2 separate regions of the Mus musculus genome follow, and region 1 is linked to region 2. The links are chromatin loops, found by intact Hi-C in ENCODE. Cell type or tissue: heart. All regions are shown on one strand. Each heading gives the region's core, and the rest is flanking DNA. Links, peaks and the distances in the headings are about the cores only.

Region 1 (16,057 bases), core at 2,885-10,884, 100 kb before region 2:
TGGATTAATTCATGAAGGGGCAAGCATAGCATTAAGGAGTGTCTTGAGAACACTAAGTTGTTATGAATGCAAATTAAAGTGGTGAAACTTAGATAGGGAGATAGGATTGACCGCCCAGGAGGCTGATTTAATACATAGCTAGAAAGCAAAACCAGCTTTACTTTGGAATTGAAGAATACAGCTAACTACGGCTAAAATCTAAGTCTAAAATACCTTACATTTCTACGCTGAATGCCTGTCTGGCCATACAGTGGCCAAGTATGTTGCATCTAAAATTTCAACACCAACTAGTCTGTCCCAATTCAATTCTGAGGTGAACTCTCAGAGTTTGTGCAGACTTCATGAGTAAAGGGGCACAGGCCCCTGAGGTGGTCACCTGCTCGTGCCATCTGCGATGACTGGTTTAGACTGTCACCTTGACAACAGTGTGGAATCACAGGAAACGTGTGAGTCTTCATTGTCTGTCCTTGACCGAGGATGTGAAGACTAGCGAAGACTACTAGCCCTTCAAGTTCTTGCTTCGACTTCCTGCTGCGATGGACAGCGACAGAACATAAACCCTTTCTATCCGAGTTGCTTTTGGCCAGGGTGCTTAATCTCAGCAACAGACATGAAACTAGGTCGCCAGCCCTAAGCAGACTCCCCATGCAAAGGCCATACTTGGGGGAGGGGGTAACAAGTTGGGGGGACTCCCACGGCTCACTTCAGGGACAATCATTTACTTAAATGATCCAGGGAAGTAAGAAAGTATATTCTAGAGGACATGGGTGGACAGCTGAAGAGGTACACAAAGCAGGGCTGGAAGGTCCCGAGCACATAAGACCATGCTCCTGTGGAGTTAGCGCGTGTCACTAGCCCAGTGGGACATCTGGATGCTTGTCCTTCAGGATGCTCCCCACTTTCCTATCATTGCCCCAGGATTCACAGATTGAATCAGCTACATACAATTAGTAAAAACACCAATTCCATGGCTGAACCCAATCTTCCCTGCTGGAGGTTAGGGTACAGGAATACAAGTTTCAACCCTAATTACACTCATGGTCTTTCTGACGTGGCCAGCCCTTCCCTTGAAACTGTATTAGGACTCACCAGCAGCCGTCTCAGCAGCCCGAACTCAGATGTGATTGGAAGAGGTGTGTGTGTGTGTGTGTGTGTGTGTGTGTGTAACCAGAGAGAGTCCTACCTCTCAGGAAGGCCCATGCTTGTGAAGCTGTGTGCCACAAAGAAGGGCAACAGTCAAATATATCTTTTAAAAATAGTGTTGGGTACATTAAAAAAGAAAAAAAGATTAAAGTAGATTAAGGAACAAATAAAACATGTCATCCTAAGAAGGCAGATGCTGCGTTTTAAAAAAGACTAAGGATAGTCAAGTAGAGGGAAGGAGGGATAAAGAGAGGGGCAGTAATAGGAAAGGTGGGGGGAGAGAGAAGAGGGAGGGAGGGAGGGAGGGAGGGAGGGAGAGAGAGAGAGAGAGAGAGAAGAATGAAATAAGAACATGCCAGTTGATGTGCCACAGGGAACTCAGGGAAAGGCATCCACCGCTGCCACCCAGTGAGGGCCTCCTTCCCTGGCTTTATGACAGTCTTCCAGTGTTGTTCTGTCTCATTGCTCCTGGCCACCTCCTGCCCACTCCACCTGTGCACGCCTGACCTCAGAATGGCACCCATAATCTGTCTGTATGGCCGGCCTTTGTTTTATCAAATCGGATGGGTTTAATCGTTATAGTCTTCACTCTCAGCCTCGTCCTACAAGTCCATGTTTATTTTCTGTATATGGGTGCTTTGTCTGTGTACCATATATGTGCCTGGCTCCTGTAGAGGCCAGACAAGGGCATCAGATGCCCTGGAACTAGAGTTAGAGTCATGAGCCACTATGTAGGTACTGGGAACCACGTTAGTGCTCTTGACCACTGAGCTGTCTCTCTAGCTTCTACAATTTCAAATCTGAATATTCACCCAACATCTGATGTCTAAAGAGTATGTCTACCGAGAATGGTACCCTCTCCTTGCCTCAGTCAAAAGCACCACCAGACACCCAGTGGCTTGTCTCCTAAGTCCTGTCTCCTTTTAACCCCCATGTCCTGGCTGTCAGTAAGTGCTGTTGACCTAATTTTCTATATATGCTTTCAGTCTTTTGCTTGAGTCGTCTCTTTCCCGTCCCACCCCTTCCTCAAATGTAGGCCACACAGCCCCCTTTTGGGCTGCAGGAACTGTCCACACAGATCTTACTGTGATAGCTCTTCCCCCTACCATTCACTTTATAAAAAAAAAACCCTATTTTTAACACAGTTTTAGGTTTACAGAGACACTGAATGGAAAGCACAGAAAGGATCGCCATATCGCCCTCCTCGTACCTTCTCCTGCTCCCTCCCACTGCTAACATCTTACACCAGTGTACTATACTTGTTACTGGTCACATTGAGCCAATATCAATGCACTGCAATGACCTAAAACTCCAGAGTTTCCACTAAGGCTCGTTAGTGCTATATTCTCTGTGCCATCTGACAAATATATAATGACAGCTGTGCGTGATGACACACAGTAGTTTCACCATCCTCTGCCTGTTCACCGCAACCTCTTTCTACTGTCTGCTCGGCGTTGCCTATTCCGGGGCGAAGTGGCTGGAATCAGACTTGTGAGCTTAGACTGGCATCTCTCGTTTGACAACATGAACATCCAGTTTCTCTGTCTTTAACTGGCTTGACAGTGAAAGATCCTGACAGAATGTAAAAGGTCACAGAAGCCTTGAAATTGGCAAGATAGATGTCACTGTTAGCAGAACTAGCTTCACTGATTTAGAAAAATAGAGGCGCACAATGCTCTGGCCACTCCTTGAACCCGTGTGTCTGCCAATGTTTTGACCGTTCCTTGAACCCATGTGTGTGCCCACTGATGAAGCCCATTGCCAGGTGTTTGTAATATTGGTTGCTGAGAAAGAGTCAGAAAATCTCCCCAGCAACCATAGCCGGGCCAATCCTGAGTTGCTACACCTGCACCAGACTCTTTCCTTGTACCCCTCCCATACCAATTTCTTGAGAATAGACATTGTTTAGATCTGGAAATCCCCTACTCCCCCCCCCCTTCTCCTTTTCCCCCTGAGGGCCTATAAAAACCCCTGCGTGGGATATGAGTCGTCCCCAGAGCTCTGGCTTTCCCCAATAAAGCCTCATGTGGTTTACATCAAGCTTGGTCTATCGTGAGTTCTTGGGTGTCCACTATTGTCCTGAGGCCTGAGCGAGGGGCTCCCTTCAGAGTCTTTCAACAGCTCACATCCGTATTATCCTCTCACTCCCAACCCCAAGCCAAAGTTACTGCTACCACTCCATTTTACAACAATTTGTTTCAAATTCTTTCCTTGCTCCGTCTGAAAAACATTTTTGCCTTGTTTCTTCCTCCAATAAGTCTTATCTACTGACATACACAGAGACCTAGAGCTATGCTGGATTAAATACATGCTTTTATTATTAAATAGTTCCCATTTTTTTGGAAAGTCAGTTGTATCAAACAAAGTATGTTCAATACTTAAGTTAAATGTGAACATTTTGAAATGGTTTATAATACTTCGTGGAATGCATTAAGATTTATAATCTTAATCAAGCCCCCCCCCACACACACCATTTTACACACACACACACACACACACACACACACACACACACACACCTTCCAAGGCCTTCTGAGTCTTTTCTGAGGTCTCTTCTATCTCTGCTAACACAGAAAGTTGCAGGCTTAAGTGGAAAGGCCAAAGTGTCAGCTCAGGGACAACCAGACCAGCCATGCTGTGCTTAGAGAGGAAAGTATGGAAATAGCAAGGATGCTGAAGAAGTCAAACGATCCAGGGGAAAGAGCTGGTTGGGTTTTCAAAATAATAATAATAATAATAATAATAATAAAGCTATTTTTAAAAGTAGTCTTCCAAATGTTTGAATAAATGAAAGGAAACATATCTTGAAGAAGTGGTTAGCCTCCGAAGATGCTGTCAAAGGCAATTTTCACTAGAGGTCAAGGATGATTTTTTTTTCAAAATTTATTCCCATGAATTTTAAAGATTTATTCACTTATTTATATATATGAATGCTTTGTCTTTATGCACACCAGAAGAGGGCATCAGATCACAGATGGTTGTGAGCCACCATGTGCTTGCTGGGAATTGAACTCAGGACCTCTGGAAGAGATGTCAAGTGCTCTTAACCACTGAGCCATCTCTCCAGCCCTCCCATGCATTTTTTTCCTCCCATGCATTTTAAACACACTTTAAATGCAACCCTGAATGGGGGTAAATCAGTGATCTTATTAAGAAAAACCATGGTTTTAAATTGCATATGCTTGGGATTCAACTCTTCAATATGGACCTTAATATCACTTCCCAGGTCCAGATCCTACAGTCCTGCAGGAGGCCACCACTCAAGGCTGTCATGAAAATGTGGTGCCAGATCAAAGAACAAAATGTTCATTGCACATGAAGCTTAGGTCATACACTTTAAAGTTGGGCAACCTTCAAGGTGGAGGAAGGCTTTCTGCTCTGAAGAACTATGGCATTGAGCAGCTGGCCTGATGTTAGAAGGTGGAGAGGAGGAAGTCTGCACAGAAGAAAGGCAGTTGAGGGCTGTTTGGAAAGATGAATCTTCAATGGGGTGAACAGGCTTGCTCATGGGTAAGAATTTATTATTCACCAAGTGCAGCACTTGCTCCTGGGACTTCAGTCTTCACATCTATGACCTGGATCTAAAATCCTCCAGACTTCACAGCACAGCACAGCACAGCACAGCACAGCACAGCACAGCACAGCACAGCTTGGGAGTGGGCGCTTCTTGGTGGTAGCTAGATTGTTTGGGCTAACCTCATCAATCTAGACCAATGAATTCAAAGCTTAGTGGGATGCTAGGTGGTGGTGGAGCGATGCATAGAGCAAACAGGGTCGCTAGGGCATGTCTTCTCCCCCTCCCTCTGTGTCTCCTCCCCTCCTCATCTCCCTCGCCATCTCAGATTCCCAGACACCTCAATGTCACCATGAGGTTATGACTCCATAAGATCTTAAAAGCAGTAGAACCACCCAAGTACACTCAGAAATACCAACAGCCAATTCTTCTAGCCAGTTACTCTTCTAGGCCTTGATGTCAACACATTAGCCCTTTCAGGGAATGTTGGGGGAAATGTCCCTAGCTCAACTGGCTCTTTTAATTAGCATTGCTTTCCAGATACAAATCAAGATCAATTGAATAGTCTGGAGATGGGTATCAGAGTGGAGAGAAAGCACGCTTTTGTTGCAATCCCTAAGCTGTCAGTGATATTTTTGTTTTTCTCCCACGTTAACCCTATGGTAAAATACTCAGTTTATAGCATTTCCTCATTTTACAGTTGACTTCTTATTCCTGCCTTTTCTGAGTTAAACAAATGAGTTGAAGCCTCTAATGACTAAGTATTGCTCATCTTTAAAAAAAAAAATCAATGAACAGATTCTCCTCCTCTCCTTTACTAGTAAAAGTAATTAGCCCCAAATTCTGTTATGAGAATTTATTCCTTAAGAATCTGCCCATTGGAGAAAAATTAGTTTTTATTCTCAATATCTTTCTCATCGCTTTTGTCAATAAAACCTTGTCAGTGTCTCTTTCCAGAACTGGCTTCCCCATGTCAGAGAGAATAGGCTTGTCCAGTGCCTCCTTATTAACTGTCCCTGCCATTTCCCTTAAAAAGTAGAATTTTCTTGTGGGGCTGGTACACAGGAACATCTTTTCTTTTTTTCTTTTTCTTTTTTTTTTTAGGTTGGCATTAAGCGTGGGATTTTTATTATTCCTTTTACCTGAGATTTTGTGTCTTTTGACCAACAACTATCCAGTCGCAGAGCCCCCTGTGAAAAGCACTACTCTAAAGTATTTCATTAAGCATTAAATGGCACGTGTAACTTTCTGTGATAATTCGTGACTAGTGTTACTTTTACCCAGATCTTGCCTGTCACTAGTGTCGCCATCTTTGTTGAACGTCCTGAGAGTCATTTCCTCACCCTGTGTATGAAGCTCTCTTCTTTCAATAAAGCCTCCAGGCAGTGTGGCTTCGCCCACTTCTTCCCTTTCAGAGTTTGTTAACTGCTCTTGACTCTCTGAAAGCTTTCTCCGCTGCCTTTGCTAGCCTGGCACTCAGATGTGGAGTAGAGGCTCTTCTGCAGCCTTCTCTTCCACTTCAATCAGAACAATGGCGTGCTTACTGGGGGTCTTCGGTGCCCTTGGCTGGGTGACAGCTAATTTCTTGCTTTTATCCGGCAGAGCGCCATAGGAACCCAGTGCTTTTTTCAGCTCCCTGGCTCTTGACCATTTTCGGGGGTCCTCACATGAGCACCTCACTTCAGAGGCCAACAAAAACGATGCCCAATCCCCAGCTCAGCCGAAAGCACGCTGCCACGTTCGTCAATCAGCAGGAATGTACATGATCAGGGCACGTCACTCATCAAAAACACTTCATCTATTTCAGATAAACTCAAGAGTCTAAATGGCCATGGAGACGTGCCCCATCAGCTACTGAAATGCTCCTCTTAGGAGACTTCAAAAAAAAATTAAAGGTGGATTTGTTTCTTATATTCCATTTCCTGCTGATGCTTTATCTCAGGTATACAGTGTCTGATCAATTAATACAGTGTCTTCTATAATGGCACAATTGAAAGATCAGAAGGGAAGAGGAACCTGTTTCCCTTTTTATTTTGCTCTGGTCATTTTAAGTTATACGAATGAGACATAGTCTCTTCCTGATAAAGAGAAGTCAACATGTAATCTTTTAAACGTTCATATCGATTCCAAATACTAAAATGGAAAAAGTAATGTCAAAGATTACAAAATTAAAGCACGCCTTTTGTCTTCACTTCCTCCATAAACATCACTAAAATGGACAGCTTAAAAAGTAGAGCCAAAGGAGGCATTAAGATGCTGAGTTAGAAAAGCCAAAATCAGAAGAGAAAGTGACAAGTTCCTACGGATTGCAGTGCTTGTAATAGACTCAGCAGAAGCGGGGGTGGGGGTGGGGTTGGGGTGGGTGGGAAGGTAGGGGTGTGGGGGGGGGCGGATGGTTCCGCTATGAGCTCTGAAGAATCCTTATCCAGGAAGTGCTCCAACCCCAGTCCTTGTGCCCACTCCCCACCGCCAGTCCTATGGGAGAGTCAAGGTTCAAGCTGGAAAAACTGAACAAAGGAAGCTTAGATCAGGAGTGAGGCTTGGGTTCCAGCAGAGAGACAGTGTTAGGGCTACAGAACTGTGGGGACACTTCCCCTTGGCCTCTTCCTGAGACTGGAATACCAGCAGCAGGTCTCTCCAGCAGGAGGCAGAGGATTTTCAAACAAAAGCTAAAAAGCCTCAGAGTAAAAAAAAAAAAAAGGTCTCGGGATCTGACATTGCAGAATTTCCCAAAAGGAAAGGTTCTGAAAGTTAGAGCGTCTCTTGGCGACACCACCACACAGCGAGCCCTGTTGTCGAGCCCCAGATTTTCCTTCACAGTTGTTAGTGCTTCCATCACTAATTGAAACCAACGCACAGGCAACCGCTGAGGAAAAATCGCCAGCATGTTAGAGACTGGAAAAGAAGCTGAGGTGACACCAAGGCGAGTAGCCAGGCAGGAGGGACCCTTAAGAAGAAAAATGAGGCCACTTCTGAGGGAGACAATGCATTCGTGAGACAAATGCCAGGCGCAGTGAGGGAGACTCCTCAAAGGACAAGACAACTTCAGAAAGTAACAGCGCAGCGCCTGTAATTAATAAAATTTGTAAATGACGTTCTGTATATAATCAGATTCTTCTGGTAACTTGAATTAAAAAATATCAGTGTGGAGACTAGCTGAGGAATTATTTTAAAAATAAAATTAGAAGATCAAACTCTCAGCTCTTACATGTGGTTAATACATTTCTCAGAAATAGAAGACAGAGAAGATGAAGAAGAAGAAAAAAACTATCAAAGACATGATGAAACTCTTCTAGAATTTAAAACTGTGAGTCCCCAATTTCTTGTTTCTCTTCTTGCAGCTTTAGGGGAAACATCACAATCAACAGACACAAAGTTCAACTCTAAGTTTCCCATCTGGACTGCTTCCTGCCTCAGTCACTAGCAGAAAAAAACTAGAAGCTAGCCCCACCCGCTCCAAGGCTCCCAGCATCCCTTGCCAGCATCCCTGCGGTGGCCATTTATCTCTTCTGGGTGTGCTGAGCCAGCTTCACAGAAACTACCTCTAAAAGACAGAGTTGAACACACTTCACATCTCACACTTAAAACCTCAGAGTGGCTTTCAGGGCATCTGAAGGAGACTCTTTAACACGCCTTAAAGGTCTGAACGGTCTGATCACTCCGGTGTCTCCAGCTTCATCCTGTATTGTGGTCCTCTCAGGTCTCTACCCAGGTGCATTATCTTCCTCTCAGTAGCCCCGGCTCCTCATCACCTAGGAAACCAGTGGTTTCCAACACAGAATTCTGGAATGCTAAGTCTCGCGCAGACCTGGGCAGAAACTCAATGTACATCAGCATGCGCGCCTGGCTAAAGCCCAAGTTCCTTAACTGTAGATTGCTGACAATTATGCTTACCAGAGAGTTTTTATCAGGAATAAATGACAATAAGGAACTCATCATGGTGCTCGAAACAAAAGAAGCAGCCAGAAATTTTAGCTATCCAGTACTATGCAAAACAGCGTTCCAGAATCCCTCTTTCCAATAGAAACTGATTGTCACTGTCATTTGTTTATTAACCTGAAGCCTCACGAGCTCTAGTTACATCTTTAATTTTTACAGTTCCTCAGGACAGTAACTTTTATAGCTTTATCACCGTTAGCACCAACAAAGGAGTTGATGCCAGAGATGAAAAAAGCTGGTTTAACTCAGTTTGCAAGAGCTGACTGTTAACTGTTCAGGATTTCAGCAGGTCAATTGTTAAATATGCCTTTGGTAAAAACAAAAATGGTATAAACCCACGGAGATGTCTCATAGCCTTCCAAGTGTTTGCTGTGTAAGCGTGAGGACCCGAGTTCAGATCAGAATGCGGGTAAAAGGCCAGGCATAGATGTACGGGTCTGTGATCTCAGCACTGGCAAGGCAAAGACAGGTGGTTCCCTCAAGCTCTCTGGCTAACCTGCCTAACCAAACCAGATCAGTGAGAAACCCTGACTTAAAAACTGAAGAGAAAGCTGGGCATGGTGGTGAATGCCTTTAATCCCAGCCCTCGGGAGGCAGACAGATTTCTGAGTTCGAGGCCAGCCTGGTCTACAAAGTGAGTTCCAGGACAGCCAGAGCTATACAGAGAAATCCTGTCTCGAAAAACCAAAAAAAAAAAAAAAAAAAAAAAAAAACCTGAAGAGAAGAGCAATTGAGGAAGACACCTGACCTCTGGCCTTAACACATGTGTACACACATATGCACGTGCTTTTGAGGCAGTGCCTTCACCGTCACAATGGCCAACATTGCCCTTAAACTACAAATCAAAATCAACACTTCTCAGGAGTTGCTTCTTGTCAGGCATTTGGTCACAGTCACCAAAAAAAAAAAAAAAAAAAAGGGCGGGGGGGGGGGAGGATTTAAGTCATAAAGATAGTAATTACTCAAAATGCTTCAGTTTCCAACTCCTTTCTATGACCCCTGTTCTTAGCAAGTTCTAATTGTTTATGACTATTATGCCTGATTTTGAAGTGCTCTGCATTATCTCTCTCTGGCCTCTTCCCACTTCCACATCCAGTGATATCATAGTGTGTTTAAAACTGGCCTTTCTGAGAATATTTATTCTGTGAAAATTAGCAGTGGCTTATCAATCCAGAAGTGGGTTGCTTATCTCTAGAAAGGTGGGTTGTAAACTCCAGCATGCTGGTTAGTAAAGCCCATTTTGTGGACATCAGACACAAATAAAGACTTCAAGAGACCTGACAGAAATCTCTTAGCAGAGTTGATACCTCTTGTGAAGTTCTTTATCTTTCCCTCTATTCTATTCATGAGTTCTCTAGGTGTCTCCTTGAAGCAGGAAAGCGACTTTAAACAATTCTTGTTAAATCTGTCGCTCAGTCATACCAGTCTATAGAAACAAATGAGGACATTTTGTGAGGAAGACAGGCTCCTGAGGCTAAGAGTGTGACAGTCAACAATCTGATGACAAAGCAGGACACAAAAGCCTAGAAAGAGACCAAGAGAATACAGCAGTTTGAGGATGCTAATCGAGATGACCCCTGAGAAGTGATGTAACACATTGTAGAAGAAGGATACTAACGACCCCAGAAGGGACCCAAAACTACCAAAAGAAAACCTTTCCCATTTTCTATACACTACGTAAGGAAGTAGACAAGGATGTGGCAGGCATTGAAGATATTGAAAATACTTCTCACTAAGCATTACCTAGAAAACTGGTTATCCACACGTAAAACTATAGCGTTGGACACACCACATATTTAAGAACTCTCAGAAGGCATCCAAGATTACAGAGAAATAAAGCTGTAAAATTTAAGAAAAAACAGGAGAGAGAGTTCATGACACTAGATTTGCCTTTTGTTCCTAAGGATGGGAGCAACACAGGCAACAACAACAAAGAAGGAAACTGGGCTTCGTCAAAACTAGAAACTTCCACGCATGTAAGGACATCATCAAAGGAATGGAAAAGGCAGCCAACCATTCAATAGGGAGGGATGTTTGCAAGACATATATCTGAGGAGTGTATAAATATTGGAGTTTGAAGCAATGATTCAGCAGCTCAGAGTATTTACTGTTCCTGAGGAAGACCTGAATTTGGTCCCTGACACCCACGCACATCAGGTAGCTTACGAGTGCCTGTAATTCCAATTCCAGGGGATCCAATGTCTTCTGCCCTCCTTAGGCACCTGCACTCATGTGGTACAAAAGTACACAAGCACAAATACATATGGACAAAAAATCCAAACAAACAAAATTTCAACAAAAGTGAATATATTTGTAGTTTATATGTCTAATTAAAGACTAACGTGTAGGGTATAAAAAGAAACCCTACTTGTGAGCAACAGCAAAAGAATCCAACTTTAAAACCATCAAATGTGCTTAGTCAATATACTCAGGAGAAGATATTTACTCATCATTCTGGAAATACAGTCAAAAGCACAATGCAATGCCAGTAGTCAAATTCTGGGCAGATAGTGTGGTGGTTACTAAGGGCTGGGGAGAGGGTAGAAGTGACTGATTACTGAATATGTCCTATCTGTGCTGCTGGAACATTCAAGTGCTGTTAGTGGTGAGAACTTATCAGCAATGTCAATATTGTTTTTGAAAAATTGAACATAATTTTTTTTGCATAATCTACTCTGACCATGATTTTCCTCATCTCCTCCCTGATCCTCCCTGTTTCCTCAGCCTTCTAACTTCTTATCTTCTTCATCTCTCCTTTTAGAAAAAAATAAAAGAAACCAAAATAAAACAAACAAAAAGGAAAAAGAAGAAACCCACACACAACCATAAAAACATAAAATCTGAAACCATCAATTCGTAAGTAAAACAATAAGTTTTAAAAAAAATACCCAAACAAAACAATATGAGTCAAAATATATCATTACACTTGTTTTGTGTTGGCCATCTAGTGCTGGACATGGGGCCTGCCCTTACATGTGACTTGTATACTCTGTGAGACTCCATTGGAGGAAACCAACTTTTCCTTTGTGAGTGACTGTCAATTAGAGATAGCTTCTTGGTAGGGTTGGGAGCTCATGTCTATCTCTCCACGCTGCTAGCCCATCTGGTTTAGACCTGTGTGCGATGACAGTATGTATCATGTGTACATCATCCTGTTGTGTCTGGAAGACAGGTTCCTTGGTGGCATCATCACTGCTGGCTCTTGAGATCTGTCTGCCTCTTCTCCTGAGCAGTTCTCTGAGCCCTGAGGGGAGGGTTTGATGGAGACACCCCATTTAGGATGAGTGTTCCATGGTCTCTCACTCGGCACTCTGTCCAGGTGTGGGTCTCTGCGTTTGTTTCCATCTACTGCAGGGGAATCTTCCCTGGTGATGGCACTGATTCATGGTTACAGCAGAAGGTCATTAGGGGTCCAAAAGCTTTAAAAATACACAAACTAGCAACTTTCATATTATGTATGTTTGGCTATCGTTTAAAATGTTTTATAAGCATACATTTTTATACATGGCTAGTTTTATGCAAAATGTGCAATTCAAAGTGAAGCAAGCCATCTTTACTTTCTGTGGCTCATTCCTTCTTCAGGAGTCGTGAGTGAGATATGAAACATATTTGCTGAAATGTATCTGTAGCCATCAACAAGGCAGCCTCTGTGGCGCTAGTATATGATCAATAGATACTCATTGTAAGAGCTTATGGAGGAAGAGAAAAAGAAGGGCTAGACTGGAGAGGTGGGTGGACCACAGGTGGCTGGTCTCCAGGAAGTTAAAGGAAGCCAGAGATAAAATAAGGCAAGTTGCCCCAATAAAAACAAAAGATGTGAGAGGACTTACAAACAGGTAATTAGAGTTGGCTCCAACACTATTCACCTTTGAGCTGTGACAAGATACAATTTCAGGGTATTAACTAGCCAATACTCTCCCCCCAGCCCCTCCCAGCTCCACCCAACCCCTCCCATATTTTCCTTTTCCTTTGACACTAGCTCCATCTGAGCTTTACCCTTGGCTCAGGGCTTTGAAGAAGGAAGCTACCATCCTCAGAGACGCTTCTGAGGTTTGTTTTCATATCCCATGTGCTGAAAGGAACCTCAGAAGATCAAGGCGTTAGTCAAGAGTAGAGCTTGCAGAGTGAGATCACACTCTCCAACCCTCAAGCAGCGTGGAGACTGAAAATGACTAGCACAGGTGTGTTGTGATGTGAAGTCCGGGGAATGAAGTGTTGGGAATGAAGGTACGCAGGAGGGCTCTGCTGGGAGTGGGTGGGGCCGTTTATTCAGCCCCAAGCCTGGCCTAAGTGGGAGAATGTAAGGCAGACTCGCTCTTAGCTTTGTAGAGCATTTGACAAGGAAGGAGAGAAAACAAACCCAGACTGATAGGAAATGACAGAAATTGTTCCTGCCACTAGAGGAGCACGGTGAAACTAATTACAATTAGTTACAGTTAATAGAAAAAGTTCTATCAAGCGCTCAACTTTTCTTGTTGCTCCATAGGTAAATCTGTGTGCTGATCTCTGAACAGTCTGAGGAAGGGAGCCTTGCAAAGCGAGAAGGGCAGTAGGGCAGAGAGAAACTTTCAAATTCGGTGAGCAGGAAGAGAGAAAGGAGATGAAGCCTGCAAAGGTTGGAGAGAACAGAGAAAGAGCGGAGGCCTGATGAACAAGGACTGGCGTCGTGGGAGGCTTGCCAGCTGGCTGTGCTGGTCCTGAATGTGACATCACTTTCATGGGCTTAGCGTGTGATTGCTTCTGTGACTCACTCACCCTGGCTAGAGATCAATCCTGTCTTCTCAGCTTGGAAATCCAAGCCCGCTGATTTCCATTTGAGTTCCTTGATTCTGGTGATAGAAGGCACCCGTGGGGCTCTTCAGGTCATACCCTACTGGTCTTTAGCCTTAAGAGCCTTTTCCAGCTTCCCTGTGACAGTGGCTCGGTTTCCCTGTGTCTGCCACTTCATCAGCATCTCACCTCTTTCATATTTGTCTGTGCTGTGACCTCTCTTCTCCCTTTCAACCTGTCTTCAAGATTAGGATCAATAATGGTGCTGGGCCTTTATTCAAGTGATGGATAGCCTGGAAAACTCTTATCTGGGCTGGCTTGCTGTCTCTGTCTGATATTCCATACCAGCCTTCAGCCTGAGAGTAGGAAAAAAAAAAAAAAAAGCCTTTTTTTTTTTTAAAGAAAGATGGATGATCTTCTCTTGTTTCAAATAAGAAGGAAAATGTTTTGATCAGGCCACAAGAAAAGTGGGAATCTGGTTCAGTTTTGTTCTATGGCATCATCTATGGCATCATCGAAGAGCCCTTCATGGCTTGTCTTTGTTCCCTTTGATAAGTTGATAGCCAAAGTAGACAAGAACGCCTGGATCTTGAAGGAGAGCTGTGAATAGAACTTAACATGGTTGAATACTCTGCAGCTGAGTTTTGTTTTGTTTTTTGTCTTCTGTCTTTTCTTCTGGATCCAAGAAAGAAGGAGATTTCAAGAAGTAGCTAAGCATTGTAATGTCCAAATAAGAAACCGCACACATCCACCACTGCCCAACCTGAACTTCTTAAACCTTCTGGGGGAAGTGGCTCTGATGTAGTCTCATAAATTTGGGGCTCAAGTGTTTAGCCCCGAGGGAGAAGAGATGCCTCTGGGGAGTAGTTACACCCCATCTTCTGCAGTCAGCTTTGGCGTGGGCCGTTGTTTCTTGCTTCTTCCAAAACGGGGTTCCATCCCCAGCGGGTCTTCCAAAGCCTGCTCATTGAGATTCCATTTCACAGCACTCACCTGTTGCTAACTTCTACAGACCCGAAAGCTTTATAAATAAGGGCACGGGCTCTTGTATATTTTAAGAGATTAGGTCAGCATAACCAAATCCACTTAACCGAATTCCAGCTTCTCATCTTTTTCCCCACACTCCCTGTCTCTCTACGAGGAAGTCCGGCTTTCCACTTCCTGCCCAGGTTGCCAACTTTTTATTCAAGCCAATCAGAAAATGCCTTAGACAGATGAGGAAGGGTGGAGAAACATCTTTACACTGTACGATTCTTCCAACACTTGTCAGAGGCAATAGATCATATAGAGCAGCTAAAGGAAAAAAAAATTGAAAATTTAATCCTCTCCTGGTGACATAATGTTATTAATAACGTGAGTGAACCTCAGAAGGTACATACTTTTCTCGAGACACATTTTGATCTCTGCTACCTTCAACCACCTCCCTCTAACATCCTGTCTCTTCTACAGACCTGAGATTCAGATCTCCAAAGTTTCCAAAGCACTCAGCAAGGGCTGCATTGGAGACCAGCCAGGGGGAAATCTGATTTAAAAAAAAAAAAAAAAAAAAGAAAGACCTGTTTGGGAACACCTGGGCTGGAGAACAGCTAAGTGCCCTAAGAAGGCTGAGCAAGGCAAAACTGAGAAGTGAGTAAGTCCCCAGCCCCAACTGTCCAGACGGTCAAGGAGGAACAGTTGGACGTCCAGGAAGAGACTCACTAGAGGCTTCGTGTGTTTCTACCGTTTATTGTAGTTAAAGCTTTGTCACTCCGAGGGAAGCCTGTCACCACAGTCTGTAATGGGTAGACTATTCATCCATAAGTGTTGATACTGCTTCGCATATCATTCGGCAGCCCACCTTGCTAACAGCACACTAGATGTTTATGGTGGGGAGCAGTTATTGCCCATATAAAAAGCTCACTAATGCTTTATATGAAGAAGAAATCATACAGAGCAGGAAGAAAGTCCACAGCATCTTCCTGGCAGTCCCCGTTACAGGCTCTGCCAAGAGTTCTGGTTGCAAAACATTGCTTTTATAACAACAATCAACTTCATAAATGGCAAAAACATGAACTTGTTTGCTCCTGGGAGATTTTATTATTCATTCAGACTTGTAGTCAAATACAGAGACTCCAAAAATGCTTGAGGAGAAAAGACCCCAAGGAGAGACAATCAATAGAAGTGATTTTGCAAAATGAATTTAAAGGATTCTTATTCTTAGATTCAAAGGCTGGGTGTGGTGAATATATTGAGGAATTTGCATTTCCCCCCATGCTTTAAGGAATGGCAAAGGCCTATCAGGACCTTGTGATTAAAGAGAATGGGAGAAGGGAGGGCTTCTTTAACCGTTCTCTTATAGCCTGCTGAGTTGTTTGCACCAACAGAAATTTCCAGAGTCCCAATATAAAGCTGAGTGCAGCAAGCCAGTCCAGCCTAGTGACTCATTCTCCATTGGAGGGTCTTTGAATACAACTGTCAGATAGAGGCAGATCATTGAGTACCCTCTTGCTGCTGCTTTCTCTTGAGATCTTGGTTATCACCGTTCCTGGTTTGTTCCTTGGTTTCTCAACACCAAAACAACATCTCTGTGCTTTGAGCATGCTAGGCAAACATTCTACCAACTGAAGTACTTCTCCAGCCTGCAGGCCGTCTTCTGTTTATTCATTTGCACTAATCTAACTGAAGAGTGGAGCTGCTGGTGTTCTTTTGTTG
Region 2 (16,057 bases), core at 4,202-12,201:
AACAACAAACAGGACACAGAAGCATCAGGGTTTGGGGTTGTTTTGTTTTGTTTTGCTTTAGGTCTAGCTTGGTCTTTTCTACACGGGCCTCTCATGACCAGAGAGAGCCATTGCTGTAACATTACTTGAATGTCCGACCTGCACTGAGTATCAGTGTACCCAACCATAGAGCTTGGACCACTTGACTCTTAGACTAGAGATGCAGGAGGGAGCAGTTGCTGCTACCTTAGATTTAGGATCTTGTACCTGATAAACACCCCTCAGTGGGCAAAGCCTACAGAGGAATTGAATCTAGAGAGGAAGCATGCTAGCTGATGGGGGGAGAGAAGGTGGCAAGAAGGAAAGGGAGAAGGGAGGAGGGAGGGAAAGGAAGGGAAGGAGGGAAGGAAGAAGAGGAGAGAGAAGAAAAGGAAGGAAATGTCCCCCAATACTGTAGAGCAAAGTGATTGCATTAATATGTAAAAACGACAAAAAAAAAAAAACTTTGCTGAAAGAGAACACACATGGTATCCAAAGATCCAAAGTCTCTTGAAGAAGTTAGCGCTGATTGAAGTCCCCATTAATATCTCAGGCTAGGGTTTCACAATGTCTCTTCCTGCCTTAGGCCTCTGAGGCATCAGAACAAGTTGCCCGGCAAAGACCTAGATCCTGGCTATGAAACCAAACAACAACCTCGTGGAATAAAAGAGTTTTACGATCATGAAAGCAAGCAAAGGAAATTAACCATGGGAAGCGGCCGCGTTTTACACACTTAACCCAGGGTGTGACCCCGTGGAGACACAGTGCCAGCTGAGCGTTTCCTCTCCCGAATCCCTTTAATGTGCTCGGCATAGATAGCCACTCCCGGATATAACTCAGTGAGCTTTAAAAAAAAAAAAATCTAAAGATGAACAATAGTAATAGAATGAAACATCTGAAGATAAGGTGAGAGGACAAAAGGAGGCCAGGACAGGCGCTGCAGCCAAAGCACCAGAAGTACACCGCAGAGAGGAATGGATTGATAATTGGATCCAGGCATGGGCTACATGCCTATAGTCCTTCTTGGGAGACTAAGGCAGGAAGGTAGCAAGTTCAAGGTCAGCTTGAAAAACTTAGGAGGGGAAGGAAGAGAAGCAGTACTTGGGGACATCCACTTTTTATTGTAGGCCCTGTGACACAACGCAAGCTCAGTTGAGACTTAGACTCATGGTCCTCAACATGAACTGAAGCCAATCCTGGTAAACCTCCAGAAAACTGAAAATATAAGAATACAATATATACAAAATACAAAATATACAAATATACAAAGTATACAAAAATACAAATATAAAAAGACAAATACAACAGTGCACCTGATCTGCTGGCCATCTCAGCTTGGCAGCAAAGTCCTCTACAGAACAACATTGTTTCCACACCACACACACACACACACACACACACACACACACACACACACACTCTCTCTCCTTCCACCCCACTCCACCCCACTCCCCCTGACTGCCTGGCTAACTGAAAACACTGGCTTACTGTTACTGCCCAGCATCATGAGAGATTATTGTACTATTTACCGTTTATTACTAGCCTGAGGGGGAACCGTTTCCACTGACTGCATATTGGTTTTTCCCCCATCGTGGAGTCTAAAAATCTCTATGAAATCATTGTGAGTAAGAGATTGGAAAAAGCAGATGGGTGTTGTCCCCAGGGTGTGTTCAACAGTTTCTTTGTTGGTATCACTGCGTAGACTTCTAACGGCAGCACCTTGATGCAGTCCAAACCAGCAGCGGCAGGATCCCTGATCTGGAACAAGGGCAGCGATGTGCTTTTCCTGTGGGCATGACCCTGTGCAAGTGGAGGTGCTCTGGTACAAACAGCGCCATCTTTAGAGTCCCCTAACATTGGGTTCAGATCACAGCTCTGTTGGGTTTCAATTGCACAAGCCTGAGTCTTGCTGTCTTGTCTGGGGAAAAAAAAGATGTCAATTCTTCCTTTAAAAGATAACAGTAGATCCAGGCGTTGGTGGCACATGCCTTTAATTACAGCACTTAGGAGGCAGAGGAAGGCAAATCTCTGAGCTCAAGACCAGCCTTGTCTACAGAGTGAGTTGCAGAACAGCCAGGGCTACATAGAGAAACCCTGTCTCGGGGAGGTGGGGGGTGAGGGAGGATAATTGTAACCATTAGGAGGAAAAAAATACATGGAAAACATTCATAATCATAGATATTAAGTCTGGTTTCCTTCGCTTTATTCCTTAATTTTTTTGTACTCTGAAACAAATCTAATTTTACTAAACCGTTTTAGGAAAGTTACCAAATCACCAATGTCTTTTCATTCAATCCCAAAGAATTGACTTTGCAAAAACTGTGGAGTCTGGCTTAGTGGATGTCTGGTAGCTTTGCTCAAGCACAAACCAAGTGTGAACACAGACTCAGATAGCAGTGAGTCCCCATCAATACCACTTCAGTCTGTCTCTCACCACAAGAAGAGTGGAAAGTCCTGCCAGTTGTCTGATCTAATTCTACCCTTGAAGCAGCCCACAGCATAATTCACCAAAGAGATGAGTGAGCTGCGGACATTAGACTAGCCTACATAAAGCCCTGGATTTCACCCCAGCACTACATCCCCCTCGGGGGGAGGGGGTGGCGCAGGAGGGGGGTGACTCGAACCTGTAACCACAGCACTTGGGAGGTGGAGGCAGGAAAATTAGAGGTTCAAGGTCACCCTCAGACACCTGGCAAATTCCTGGCCAGTCTGAGATACACAAGTCCTTTTCTCAAACAAATACAGAGTTGAACATTTTCCTCTCATAGTACCTCACAGACAAGGCATGTAATAGGAACCTGGCGTAGATGTTTTCCTTAAAATAAGCTCCACAAAGTGATCTTGAGACCACAGCAGATCTCACCTTAATGATAAGCCCTAGAAGTTTTCTCAGGAGGCACCAAGGACGTGTTGATGGCCAGCACTGCTGGACGAAGTACAGACTGCTGGTACGCACGGTAGCCATGCATAGCAGCAGGTGAACTCCCCATAGCTTAAGCCAGCAGCGTGAGAAGTTACGCAATATTGAACCTTCCCCACAGCAGGGCTCTTCTCCCATCTTCCCCACAGGTCTTGAACCAAAAGACTTCCTGACCGACTTAGTAGTCCAAGAAGGATCAGAAATTTTGTTAACTTCTAGCTGTATTGTAGAAAGAGGGAAAGAATTATTTATATTTTATCATATCTAAGCTGAATACATTCCTTAGTGCTTATTACTTTGTCATAACTATATATATACATACATTTATTTATTTACACACACGCGCGTGTGTGTTTATATATTTATATGTGTGTATGTACATATTTATGCCAAAGTAATAAACATGTGTGTATGTGTGTGTGTGTATGTGTGGGGATGTATATGGATGTATGTGTATGTGTATGTATTTTTGTGTATGTGTGTGTATGTGTGTGTGTATTGTGTGTGTGTGTGTGTGTGTGTGTGTGTGTGTCCGTCCTGGGGTCCAAGCCGAAGAGGCATGGGCTAGGAATTTAGCTCAGCAGTAAATTGCTTGCTGAGAATACAGAAGACCCCAAGTTTGATCCGAAGCACCATGAGTAGAAAGTGACCTTCAACACAAATAGCTGCAGCAACCGCACCCAAAGGACACTGGATTCTACCTCAAAGAACTGCACAATTCTCATTATATCTGTGGTACATTACAGGACTAAAATCTTGCTTCTCTCCATAATATGTGCCTAGATCGAACAGTATTAAATAATCATTAAATTTTGCCTTTTTCTTCATGAAGAACAGCTCCCAGCTCCACGTGGAGCTGTGTGTGTTGATGGAAATATGAGAGATAACTATCTTATAAGGTAGACAGTTTACTGAAGTATATCCCTAACACAGGCTATCTGATTTACTAACTTACTATCCATTAAAAACTCCCTGGGTAAATAGATGTGTGACTAAAAGAACTGTTACTCTGCATAATCAGATGAATAGATGGGAATTGGGAAGATTGCTGTCATTACACAGGGGACAGTGCTCAACAGGTACACGGTGTGCTATATCAAACTGCTTCCTCCTCTCAGGGCTTTGCTTTTTACCAGTCAGATGTTTTGTAGTCCAGATAAACCATTGTTCAGAGATGAGAAGGCTGTTCTGTGTCTCCTCCTTCTACCCTTCTGCCCAACCTGTGTCTTGTAGCCAAAGGGCTTGACAGGGAACAGAAATAGCTGGAAAAAAGTCTATGAAGGTTGATGAGCAAGGGGGTCTGTTTTTTTCCCCCTAAGGAGCACATCAGAAACAATGTGAATCATGATGACTGAGGGCTCTGGCCTTGGGAGTTTACTAGCTGCCTGTCACATAACTGTTCCAACATCCATGTGCTAAAGTCTATTGGCAGAGTATGGCTTGGGATTCTCTAAGGATAAGGGTGGAGCTATAGCTGCCATCCAGTCCTCATTCATCATGCCCCGAACACATACTTTTATCCAGTTGATAAGGTTTCTAAGAGCAGGGAGTAGGCACAAACACAGACAATAACTGGCCTTTTCCTTCTATCCAGTCCATCACCAGCCAGTCATTCACTCCAGCCACACCAGTAATATTCTTAGGTCCTTTTAATGGCAGGCAGATATTCCAAGCCAGGCCTCTACATGGTTTAGAGTCCAAGGAGCAGAGACTTGCCAATAACACCAACTATAGCGCAGAGTAGTAGACTAGGCTCAGGTGACAGATGTATGAGAACAGAGAAGAGACAGCTGATGCAAACTGGTTCACTGATGGTTAGCATCATAGAGGGGGGTGACCATTAAATAGAAAGCCAGAGGGTATGAGGATGGATTCAGGGAGATTTGTTTAGAAACTGGCTCAGAAGCAAAGGCATTTGCTCCTATAAAATTTTCTTAAAAGAGCTTTATTGAGATACAATTCACTGCCTCTAACTGTACAACTCAACGGCTTGTAATATGTCCACAGAGTTCTATAACTATTGCTATAGTTGGCTTTAAGACATTTCTGTCACTCCCAAAAGAGATTCTACACTCCTTCATTTTCGCCCCCAACCCCCATAGCCACCCTTAACCCTGGGCAACCACTCAGATTTTCTCTGTGTATAGACTTGCCTGTTCTGGGCATTTCATATGAATGAGATTATATCATACCACCAGATGGTTTTATTTAGCATAGGACATTAGTCAGTGAAAATGTCTTGAGAAAGGCAGTCCTAGGTCCTACCCTTAGCCATCACTAGCAGAATAGATCAGTGTGCTCTCAACCAAAGGATTGCCTATCCAGATGCTGGTGAGCAACCAGAGTTGTGGTCTGGCCAGCAAGGAGGGCCAGCCAAGCAGCTTCTCTTCCATCTGAACTGTGGAAGTGCTACAAGCATGGAGCAGCCTCACATGAAATCAGAGGACAAGTTAAGTTGCACAGAAGCAGAAACAATGAGCAGGACACGGGAGAATAAGCTAAGCTGGGAGCCAGCTTGCCAGCAAGAGGGAGACCTACCTCTAACGCCAGATCTTTAGACTACTGTTCTGCTGCACGGTCATGACCTACAAATCCTTATGCTTAAGAACCATACTTCAAGTCAAAGCAGAGGGGAAAATCAGAGGAACCCAGTGAGTTCCAGCCCTGCCACATCTTCCACAATTGATACAAGTCCTGGATCCTTGCCTCTCAAATGTCTCTACTTCCTGGGTGGTTTAGTGTACATCCTTTGACATCTTATGAATGACTTGGAGATGAAAGTTGTGCACAGAGGGTACGGTCTGAGGGAGTCGGGAGGGAGCAGCGGGATTCAGTGCTGTGAAGCAGGCACAGATATTACTTTGCTTCTCTTTTCCTGGATATACGCCGCTTGTGGCTGAGATCCCCAAGGTGAGATTCCATGAGAAGAGGAGGTGAAGCATGCAGAGGTGAGGGGACGCCCGCAGGAGAGCCGGGAGAGTGGCAGAGATGAAGTCCACAACCGCCACTCATTTTTCCCATGGGCTCCTCTTAAGGTCCCAGACACCACAACCCACAGATCTTCCCTGGGCCACCTGGACTGCTGGTGCCTTCTGTGGCTGCAGCAATGGGCCAAAGCCCTCATAATTATCCAAAGTGGTGAGACAGAAAGCCAGGGGGGAAAGACCACATCAGTGGAAGCTGAGATGAATTCAGACCACCCCAAAAGGGGCACTTAATTCTGCCAAGTTCAACTAATCTTCAGATGCAACATTATCAATAACAAAATAGATGTAAACCCAAAATCAGAGCCTCTAATTCTGAAGCAGTTAGGAAACATCTGAGAACAAGACTGTGGGCTTCTGAGAGAGCTGAAAGATGCATTCAGCATAGCACAGACTACACACTCAAAAACAGCATTATTTCAAAGTGCAGAGATCTGAGCCTGAAGGAGTCCCCAGACGCTTCAGTCATTTGCTCTTATTGGGTGACTTTATTTCTAGAGGCAAGATTACAAGGGTGCAGCCTTTGCTCTCCTAAAGCCTGCATCCTAGCTATGCACTCATAGGAACCACAGCAACAGGGCAATGTATAAGGAGTGCTAACGTGTGTAGCCCCAGCTATAACAATGTGGAATTTGACAGGTCATCGGCCACAGTTAGAAACAGAAGGGAAAACCCTTTAGTAGCGCAGAACTCGAGCAAGAGTTTGGGACAATGGCTTTCCACTGGGTTGGAGTAAGCGTCTGGCACACAGGTGTGTAGTCCAGTACTTGCTGGATAAATATCATTGAACAGGGACATCCAGTGGACGTGAGCACTGTGGATGGCCTGCATCATACAACGGATCCCCATCCCCTGTCTTCCTTCTGCCACAGCTTAATCAATATCCCCCGGGGAAAGGGATCCACAGGTTTCATCTCCCATCACTGTTTCCATCCAGTTTGTCTGGCTGCTACAGAACACCTGACCACGCCTGCTTCTGTCCGTCACAACCTAGAGTGTTAGGTGCCGCTAGATGATTTGTGCCATGTCCTTGCTGGCAGTCCTTACTCATGCAGTATGGCCTTGCTGTTCTTTAGAGGACACAGTAGGTGCCTGCAATCTGCCGAGGTCCTGAATAAGTCTCCTAGCAATAATGCTCACTCTTTGCTTAAGTGAAAACAAAAACTCGTGTGGCCTTGTATGTGAAAGGCCAAGAACCGTGCACCACAGCACCATTCCACACAGAAAGTAAAGCAAGGTTCAAAAACTTGCCTCCGGACTTGTGTGGTTTATATGCTGAACACAGAGAAAGCATCTTGTCCCCTGACTGTGTCTCTGTGTGTACCCAAGCCCACCATCTACTTTGAGCGTGAGCGTGATATTCACTGTATATCACAAGACCAGTCTCTGTATATTCATAAGATAATGTTCTAGGAGTTCTGAGTGTGTTTTGAGCACTACCAGTTCCTTCATCAGGAATTACCAGGGTACTCGGAATGAACGATGACACGGTACAGAGGAGAAACCAGAAGCCCAGGGAGGTTGCTCTCTTAGAATTTCTCAAAGTGGGCTGCACAGAACACCCATATCTTGAATATAGGCACTTTATGGAAAAGGGGGTCTGGTCAGGATCACATACATTTCAGAAATTTCAGATTAGACAAAATGGAGTTGGGGTTTTCATTAGTCTACTTAAACGACAGAGCTTCTAGCTGCAGCTAGTGTTCTTTCCACAAAACTGGGGACAAGGGCATCTGTGGGGTGTGTTAAGCCTCCCCTTACCCTTACCCATGATTATAGAAGGTGCTGAGGACTCCCGCAGACAGCAATACTACACACAGCACAGCTTTGAACTCTGCCCCTAGCGTGCTACTTCTTAGGTACTCGGTGGGCTGGGCTGGTTTTTTCAACAGGCCGTTCCCACGTTTTGCTAGGCTTCCTACATCTCCCTGCTTATCCCCAAGAGTGGAACTCAGAAGACATGACAAGTGAAATCCCTTAACTCCTTATAGTTACAATATGAGGGTTTCGTTGTTGTTGTTTCTCGTTCTACAACCCAGAGAGCAGCAGGAACCCAGCACTAACTGGAAGCCTGGTCCATCCACCTAGCTCCCACACCCCCAGCTCAGCACACCCGAACAGAGGAAGCATCAGAGCGCATTCCCTGTGGAGAGCAGAGGTGTGTAGGGGAGAGGGTAACAACTGAGGGAAGTGTATCCTTCATTTCCTCATGTTTTTTCCTTCTTTGCTGCTGATCACCTGTTTCTGAATTGCCTGTTCCGCTGTGTTTCTATAAAGGTATTAACCACTTTGCTCATCCAAGGATGCGCGGACCGAGACCTCAGATTCTGGTTCAGCGACATCATCTGTAGACCTTGTTGCCAAGCTCGGTGACCACGGATGCTGAACTCAGAAAGGGCTAAGCAGGGATAGCGAGCGGTCAGAGAGCAATGTCGGGTTCCCAGAGTTAGGGCTCCCCCTGCTGGAATCCAGAGCCAAGACCGAGTGTATTTTTATTCCCCAGAAATCCTGATTGAGCCTGCCTTCAGCCAGCTGCTTCACATTCAGTCAAGGCTTCTCCCACAGACTAGACTGGCATCTCTATCCAGCCATCTGTGAGTCTCCCCTCTCTTCGCCTGTGCTCTACTTCCTAAAGGATGATCGAGTTCTCTGTGCCCAAGTCAAATGCTGGGAATTTAAGACTGGGGGATTTCCCGACTTTCCCCCAAAAGCCGATCTTTTTGTTAGGACACGTTCTCCACAACAAGAATTACATTTTTCAAATGTTTGAATATCGGATCCTTTGTATTGCACATCTGGGGGTGTATTGTACACCCAGAGGGTGGGAGAAGAGAAACCCCTCCCGGATGCTCCCTCTTCGGGAGTAAGGTCAGAGGCATAAACCTGGAAAGTAGCCTAGTTTTACTCTGCTCTGGTCACTAAGCCCCTTCTTGCCATAAAACCCTGCCTCTGTGGAGTAGGAAAATAAGCATCGTGCCATAAAAATCTTGCCGGCATCTAGCTTCCTCTAGCTTCTGAGACTTGAGTCTCAGAATTCCTGATGGCTGAGAAATTGCAAGGCCCAACATCTAGAGAATTCTGCCCCACACACACCCACCCACACACACCCACCCCCAAGGACGCCACTATTTGTAATTGAGAAGTCTCTATCTTTTCATTTGTCAAAGAGGAAGGCTGAGCCACATTGAAATGGAAATCCGGCTTTCTCGTGCAGAGGGCAGCAAGGTTTCCGCTGGCTCTCTGTTAGGTGTTGACCCATTAGGACACGCTGTAAGGGCTGGGGCTCCTTAAGACCTGGGAAGTCAGGGCCCATTAGCTGTGCTCTCCAGTAGTGGAGCACATACCCACTTGGGGCTCACTGCAAATAAGACACTGAGGACTAGGAGGGCTAGGAGGGTTGGGAGCGATAGCTCAGTTGGTAAACACACCCCTAGGTTTGATCTTTGGCGCCTCATAAACCAGGTGTCCTGGTGGCACAGGCCTGTGATTGCAACACTTGGGAGGTGGAAGGAGGAGGAGGAGGAGGAGGAGGAGGAAGAGGAGGAGGAGGAGGAGGAGGAGGAGGAGGAAGAAAAGTTCAAGGTCATTCTTATCCAGCTGCTCATAGAAGCTACCTAGGATACAGGAGACCTTTTCAGAAGAAGAAATGTAAAGACAGCAAATTCAAAACCCTAAATGAAGGCGAACCTCTTTCAACCCCATGAATAATTATTCACATTTACAGAAATGAATACTAAAAGGAGCCGATCTTCATTTTTCAGCAGGCTGCACTATGGGATACCTTTACATACCAAGTTCACCTGATGCATAAAACATATGATTAGATTTACAAAAACTTGATTTACACAGTTTTTTTTTAAACATCTTTGCAGAAAGATTAGGTGTGATTAGATGCAATAGGAGCCCCTCTGAGGCTCACTGATGGGCTGTAGGAGAGTTACTAGCCAAACCCTCTTCAGCTGGTGTCAGTTCCCTCCCTAGAGATGTCTTGAGTGAGGCCTAATGACTGCTTACAGGGGTGGTATTGGAACAAGGGACGCTTCAGGAAATAGGTGCTGTTCAACCTTCATGAACTTGCCAATGAAGCAGAGCATCACAGTTGGAAAAGTGGTCAGGTCTGCTTTCTGTAGGAAAAAGGCACCCAGAAAGACACAGCTTCGATAGCCACTAGTGTGAGGCCATGAGGAGAAAGAAACAGGGGCAGCCCTAGGTGGCAAGAGAGCATTTGTCTGAGACTAAAGGAAGGAAGAGCTCCACAGAATTAATGTGTTCACTCCAAGGGATTCAAGGAGGTTCTCAGAGCCTGCACTATGGAGCAAGCCATTGAGCTGGCTTCTGGTTGCAGTTTCTACTCTTTCCAGAATTTAAAGCTCTGCCGTGTACACAGCAAGCAATCATATAGGCAATGTATATGGCAACTTATGTTGCTCTCCTCCAATGGCCACAATCAACTGAATTATAAAATATAGTCTCATATAAATCAAATTTATTATAAAATATAGCCATCATAACTTGAAAGAAGAAAATTGTGTGTGTGTGTGTGTGTGTGTGTGTGTGTGTGTGTGTGTGTGTGTAAGATATATACACGGTCGTCTGATAAAGAAGTCGTAACCTGCGCCATTTCGAAGTGTCTGGGGACATCTGTCATAGAGTTGTGCTCCAACTTCCGGGTTGCTTTGAGTCTCCTGAAGTGCAAAAGAGCAGAAGCTTTGAGAATCTGCATCCAGGTTCCTTTCTTATCCTTTATCCTTGACCCCTTTCCCAACACACACTCAAAGCAGCATTTTGAGACGCCGGAGAAGGAAGTATCACAGATTCAAAGGCGCAACAAGCTTTGAAAAGCTGCTGCCCACTGTCCACCGCTCCCCGGAGCTCCCATACTTAGCTTTTTGGTTTGTGATCTCACACCCGTTCTGGTGACACAGCACACTCACAGCTCATGAATATTTGATACCAAATTAAATGATTCTTCATTCTATCACGTAAAGAAGACAATTCAGTTTAAAGAAACCATTTGAAAGAGAACTCATTACATACCATTATTTTATTTTATTTTATTTTATTTTAACACTTTGATTATTCCATAGACAATACATGACTTTCTGCCTCTGTCTTTTAATTCCTTTTTTTGTCTAAAAATTAAACCCTGCCTTTCACTTTGCAAACTACAATACTCGTTTTCATTTGAATAAGAAAAAGTATTTTCCCAAATTATTAAATTGTTTAATAATGGAACAAATAGAATAATAATATTTCCCCAGGAGAGTACACCTCAAAGATTAGAGAGAGAACATGTGCTCCTAAAAGGATATGTTTAATTCATGACTTAGCCAGAAGACTCTTCTGAGACAGTACCAGCGCTTTCAACTGTTTGTCAGCAGAGGACCTGTGCTTATGCCTCTACAGGCAGTTCTGTGGTTCTACGTGAATACATTGCAAATATTGAGTCATTTAAACACAAAATGGAATCATTTCTTTGCATATTTGAGTGAGTACCAGCAGTGAGTGATGGTTAAAAAAAAAAAAAAAAAAAAAAAAGAAGAAGAAGAAGAAGAAGAAGTAAATAACTTGGGTTTTGTCAGGAGCGCTGGCAAGCCGTGCACTCTGGTTTCCAGGGCTGACCTAGATGCACGGTTGAAAGATGGTCCCCAAACGTCGGCCTCCATGTGCCTCCCATCCTGAAGACCATAAATTAAGTATGTAATTTACAGTCTGCAATTTTGAGCAGCCTGAGTACTCGTCACCAAAGACCAGGACATCAGCAGTGGTGAGTAGACAAGACACCCTGAGGTACTCAAAGGGAGAAGGTCGTTATATACAGAGGAAGAAAACTGTTCCTAAAAGTGGCAAGCATGTATGTGCTCCTGAACAGTCACCAATTCATTTAACATCCTTATTTTTTGTTTTATTAATCCTTCTCATCCTTTTAATTTAACCAAGGCAAAGCAGGAAATGGTTGTATGGTGTTTAAACAAAACTAGTTACTCAATAAGATAAGTCAAGTTACTTAAAGCACTCTGCAATCGTAAGCTCTTCACCCCTTGTTTCCAGGCAAGGTGACCAGAGAGATGACTGGTTAAGCTGGACTCTCAGATCACAGGATGCCATCATCTAGTTAAAAATTTTAAAACCTCAATATTTTCATTTCATTCTGCTCCCTATAAGATTTTTTTTCCCTTTCCAAGACCTAAGATGATATGTCTCATGCTCAGAATTCGCTGATTCACATACTAATATTGAATTGTTTTCTTAATTCGAAGACTTCTTTGGGCGTATCACTTAGATTCAGACATAACTAGAGGAAACAGACGCCTGCATTTTACTTTACTATATAAAACACCAAAAAGTCCTTGGCTGTTGCTTACACACGATGCTCCTGTTGCCTGATTCGCCTTAGAAACTGACAAAACGTCTGGTGTGTATCCGCTATTAATCCTATAATAGTAAATGGTTCCCTGTGGTTTTTGTTATGCTTTCAAGAACATGGAGAAAGGATGGTGCTGCTCAAATTACACTGTCTCTTCAATAATCTATTTTAAGTAAACAGGTTGCTGTAGCCATTTTATCCCCATGATTAGGTTTCTGTAGTGACTGTTGAGGAACATCTGATTAATCACGTATAATGCCCCTACCATTACAGCGTGGATTTTCTAATATTAGTTGCCCATCATAGTCAGATGACTCCAAGAAGCAACTAATTCAAAGGTATACTTTGTTTTTAAAGATTAGACACAAAGCTGGGGTTGTGGAGTTGGGTAAAATGAAGGGCTATCCTATGTTCTCTGGTGTGTTTCTGTTTGGCTTACGAGTAGGTTGGTTGCTAGGTGGGTCCACCAGTGTTTCATACTTGAGAGTGTAGTGTTGCCGGGCAGTGGTGGCACACGCCTTTAATTCCAGCACTTGGGAGGCAGAGGCAGGCAGATTTCTGAGTTCAAGGCCCGCCTGGTCTACAGAGTGAGATCCACAACATCAAGGGCTACACAGAGAAACCCTGTCTCAAAAAAAAAAAGAGTGTAGTGTCCTTAACTGAAGAATAAAGAAGCCAGAAATCATGGCCTCTGGAATGAATCAACTGGGTCTCTGTCTTAAGCTTGGCTTAGAAAATGAAGCTTGGGTTTGGGGGATTAAATGACATCATGGCTTCATGAGCCACCTGGTTGGCATCACCTTCAGATCACCCAGCAGATGTTTCATGACTTAGAGTGATGAGGCAGGATCAGGTTCTCAGCATCTTAGTCTTTTGGCTCTTGTTTGTGTTCAGGACTCAAGCCCTCTGACTTCTCACTGGCTTCCATCTTTCTTCTCTCTCTTCCCTCTCCACTCCCCAGGGCATACCTACAGTTGCTCTTCCTGCCATTCTCTGGCCCTCATTCCTCTACTTCGCTGACCTCCCTCCTCCTTTCTCTGACTTTAGCTCATTTTGCTGTTCCTCTCAATTATTTGTTTCTAAGGCTTTTTACACCTAAGCCTCCTTTAAAGTTGAGTTTGGTCAAGCATGGTGCTGCACACTTTTAGTCCCAGAAATCTGGAGGCAGAAGCAGAAGGGTTGCTATGAGTTTGAGGCCGGCCTGGTCTACAGTGAGTTCTAGACCAGCAAAGGCTACTAGTGAGACCCTGTCTCAAAAATATCAACAAACAACCAAACAAACACACAAACATATTTGAGTTTGCTTCTATGTTCCTAAAAATGAGGGCTCCAAGATCTGCAATGGAATCTCCTCCTCCTCTTTCTTTTCCTCTTCCTTTTCCTTCTCTTCCTCCTCCTCTTCCTCCTCTTCCTTCTTCCTGTTTCCCCCTTCTTTGTCTTCTTTTTTTTTCCGGTGCTAGGGATGGAACTGAGGTTCTGTGCACGCTGGACAAGTACTCTACCACTGACACCACCCCAGCTCTCTGACTTGCCTTATTTAAAGAACATGGTTGCTCATGCACATGAAAAGGAAGAAGATCAAGAGAAGACTTTTGTCTCTGATCTTGGTTCCCTAGGAACTCAAGGCTGTCTAAGATGCCATCAAAAGATAAAGATTGGCCCCAAAGAGAAAGTCTATTTCTCTTGTAGTGTGCACCTAAATGAACGTGGCCTCCTCCCATGGATCAGGTAGGACTTCATGCAGTCTTTGAAGGCACTTATCTGCCTTAGTGGCTGGAATCACTTGATTATATCGTTCCCTTTGGCCAGTGAGGCTTGTCTTATTGCTCAGCGTGGTGATTCATCACCGGTATAAATGACAGGGAAGGTCACTGCATCTTCCCATCCAGCCACCCTTAAGTGAGCTGCTTTCAAATAAAATGCAAAGCACCAGGGAGTTAGAGACTAAGCACATGAAGATTCAAACTGTTTTACCTCTCAGTAGAAAGTAATGCATTTCAAAACAATGCTCAAGTTGCCCATCCAAAGGAGGTCACAGAAGAACCTGGTATCTACAGAAAAGGAAGGAACACAACTCAAGGGCTTTGTTGACCACATTTTCTACCAACACTTAAGGGCAGACAAGACATGAGACAAGACATGAGGTAGATTCCCTACCTGCTCAGTATTTTCAAAAAACTTGATTAATTCTTGTCCACTTCCGCTAGAAGCTGGCTTTCCCTGACACACATAAGAATCTTTCTTAATGCTTGTAGGTGGGAGCGCTCTTAGGGCTTGAGCCAAGGTGGTCCTGGAACTCAACAGATCTTGATGGAGTCTTAGGTTGAATTGACCCTTCTGGAAATTCCCAAAGTAGAACCAAGCATTTGCTCTCAACAAATACATGTTGAACTTGGCCAATCCAGAAGACCTGAATAAGGGCTTTATTTAAGACCAACCTCTGTATTGGGTGATGTAGTGCATGCCTTTAATCCTAGTATTCAGGAGGCAGACACAGGCAGATCTCTGTGAGTTCGAGGCCAGTCTGGTGTGTAGAGCGAGTTTCAGGACAGCCAGGGCTACACAGAGAAACCCTGTGGGGTGGGGGAGGGCAGAGACTAGCTCTTCTATGTGTGTTGGAAAATGCATGGATGGTGGTTAATCTTATTTGTGAGCTTGATTTTGTTGGAGAGATGCCTGGAAGATTAATAAAATGGACCTGTGGATGGATGACCTGTGAAGTTGTTTCCAGATAGGGTTAGCTAAGGGGAAGATTAAGATTAGGATGTGATGGGTGGTAACATCAGGTAGTTAGGTACCTAGGTGGGACACAAAAGGAAGGAGGATGCCTACTAGTGTAGTCTGTCTCTATCTCTGTCTCTGTCTCTGTCTCTCTCTCTCTCTCTTTCTCTCTCTCTCTCTCTCTCTCTCTCTCTCTCTCTCTGTGTGTGTGTGTGTGTCCCTATCTGTTTGTCTCCACCCCTCTCTGTCTCCTGCCCCCACTTCCTGTCCTCCATGAAGCAAGTAGCCTCTACCACATGTTCTCATTACCACAACGATGCCTCAGCACAGTGCCCCAAAATAGTAAACCTCCACCCCCAAGTCTACAGAGTGGAACCTTGGAAACCAGGAGCCAGAATAATCCCTCACCCTAAGCCATTTTTCTCAGGCAGTTGTCACAGCAATGCTCTACCCGCTACAGTTAATGCATCCAAAGACATCTCGGTACTCTCCAAAGCGCTCAGCTTAGGCCAATGAGGGTAAATGGTTCAGATCCCTGACTGAGCATGTAGAAAAGAGGCAGACTCCATCCGCATCCTGTTCTGGAGATCACAGTTAAAGGAAAGCTGCCGCTGGAAGCTCAACACAGCCTTGAACCAGTAAAGGGCAGTGAGAACTCACTGAGGTAACTGGGGGCCGATTCTAAGTCAAACCACAGAAATATGCAGGAGAGACAGTTTGCCTGAAGGCTAGGTGCGAGAGAGCCTTGAGGTCCTGCACCGCTTCATTTCAGGTTGCAGGAGCCTCCTCACCTGGCCAAGCTCCCCATTAGCACCCAGTGACTGGGAATGTTGCTGGCGAGGGGAGAAGCGGGGACTCCCTCGGGATCCACATGGACTTTAGCCATGTATGACACAGTCTAGGACACAGGTCTGCCAAGATGACCCGAGATCACTTTAAATTGCTGCCTTCTCTGCAACTATGAAGGGGTGACAGTGGCTGCAGTCATGGGTAAAGCCTCTCTGGGGGACAATTTACTATTTGGATACGTTCAAGTTCATTCTGTCT

What was found. Hi-C counts contacts between places; a loop is a spot of excess contacts. Peaks named below come from ENCODE experiments on the same cell type or tissue, not always from the same donor. Only the 100,000 strongest peaks of a DNase experiment are listed, where the experiment ranks them.
Region 1: it touches region 2 in a loop (7-fold over the local background); 9 of 42 quality-filtered maps call a loop at or near these places.

The regions. Positions count from the first base shown.
Region 1 is chr2:72,611,701-72,627,757 of GRCm38, reverse strand. It overlaps Gm30069 (a long non-coding RNA gene), which reads left to right and starts at 12,544. Exons shown (of 4, transcript XR_374634.2): 1 at 12,544-12,777. In heart, for the core only: a CTCF peak has its summit at 7,301 (motif pointing right); a DNase peak (open chromatin) is centred at 8,127; H3K4me3 peaks cover 1,443 bases; H3K27ac peaks cover 769 bases.
Region 2 is chr2:72,508,905-72,524,961 of GRCm38, reverse strand. No RefSeq gene overlaps it. Among named protein-coding and RNA genes, the nearest start is that of Cdca7, 41 kb to the right of the region's middle. In heart, for the core only: a CTCF peak has its summit at 8,381 (motif pointing left); a DNase peak (open chromatin) is centred at 8,381; H3K27me3 peaks cover 3,681 bases.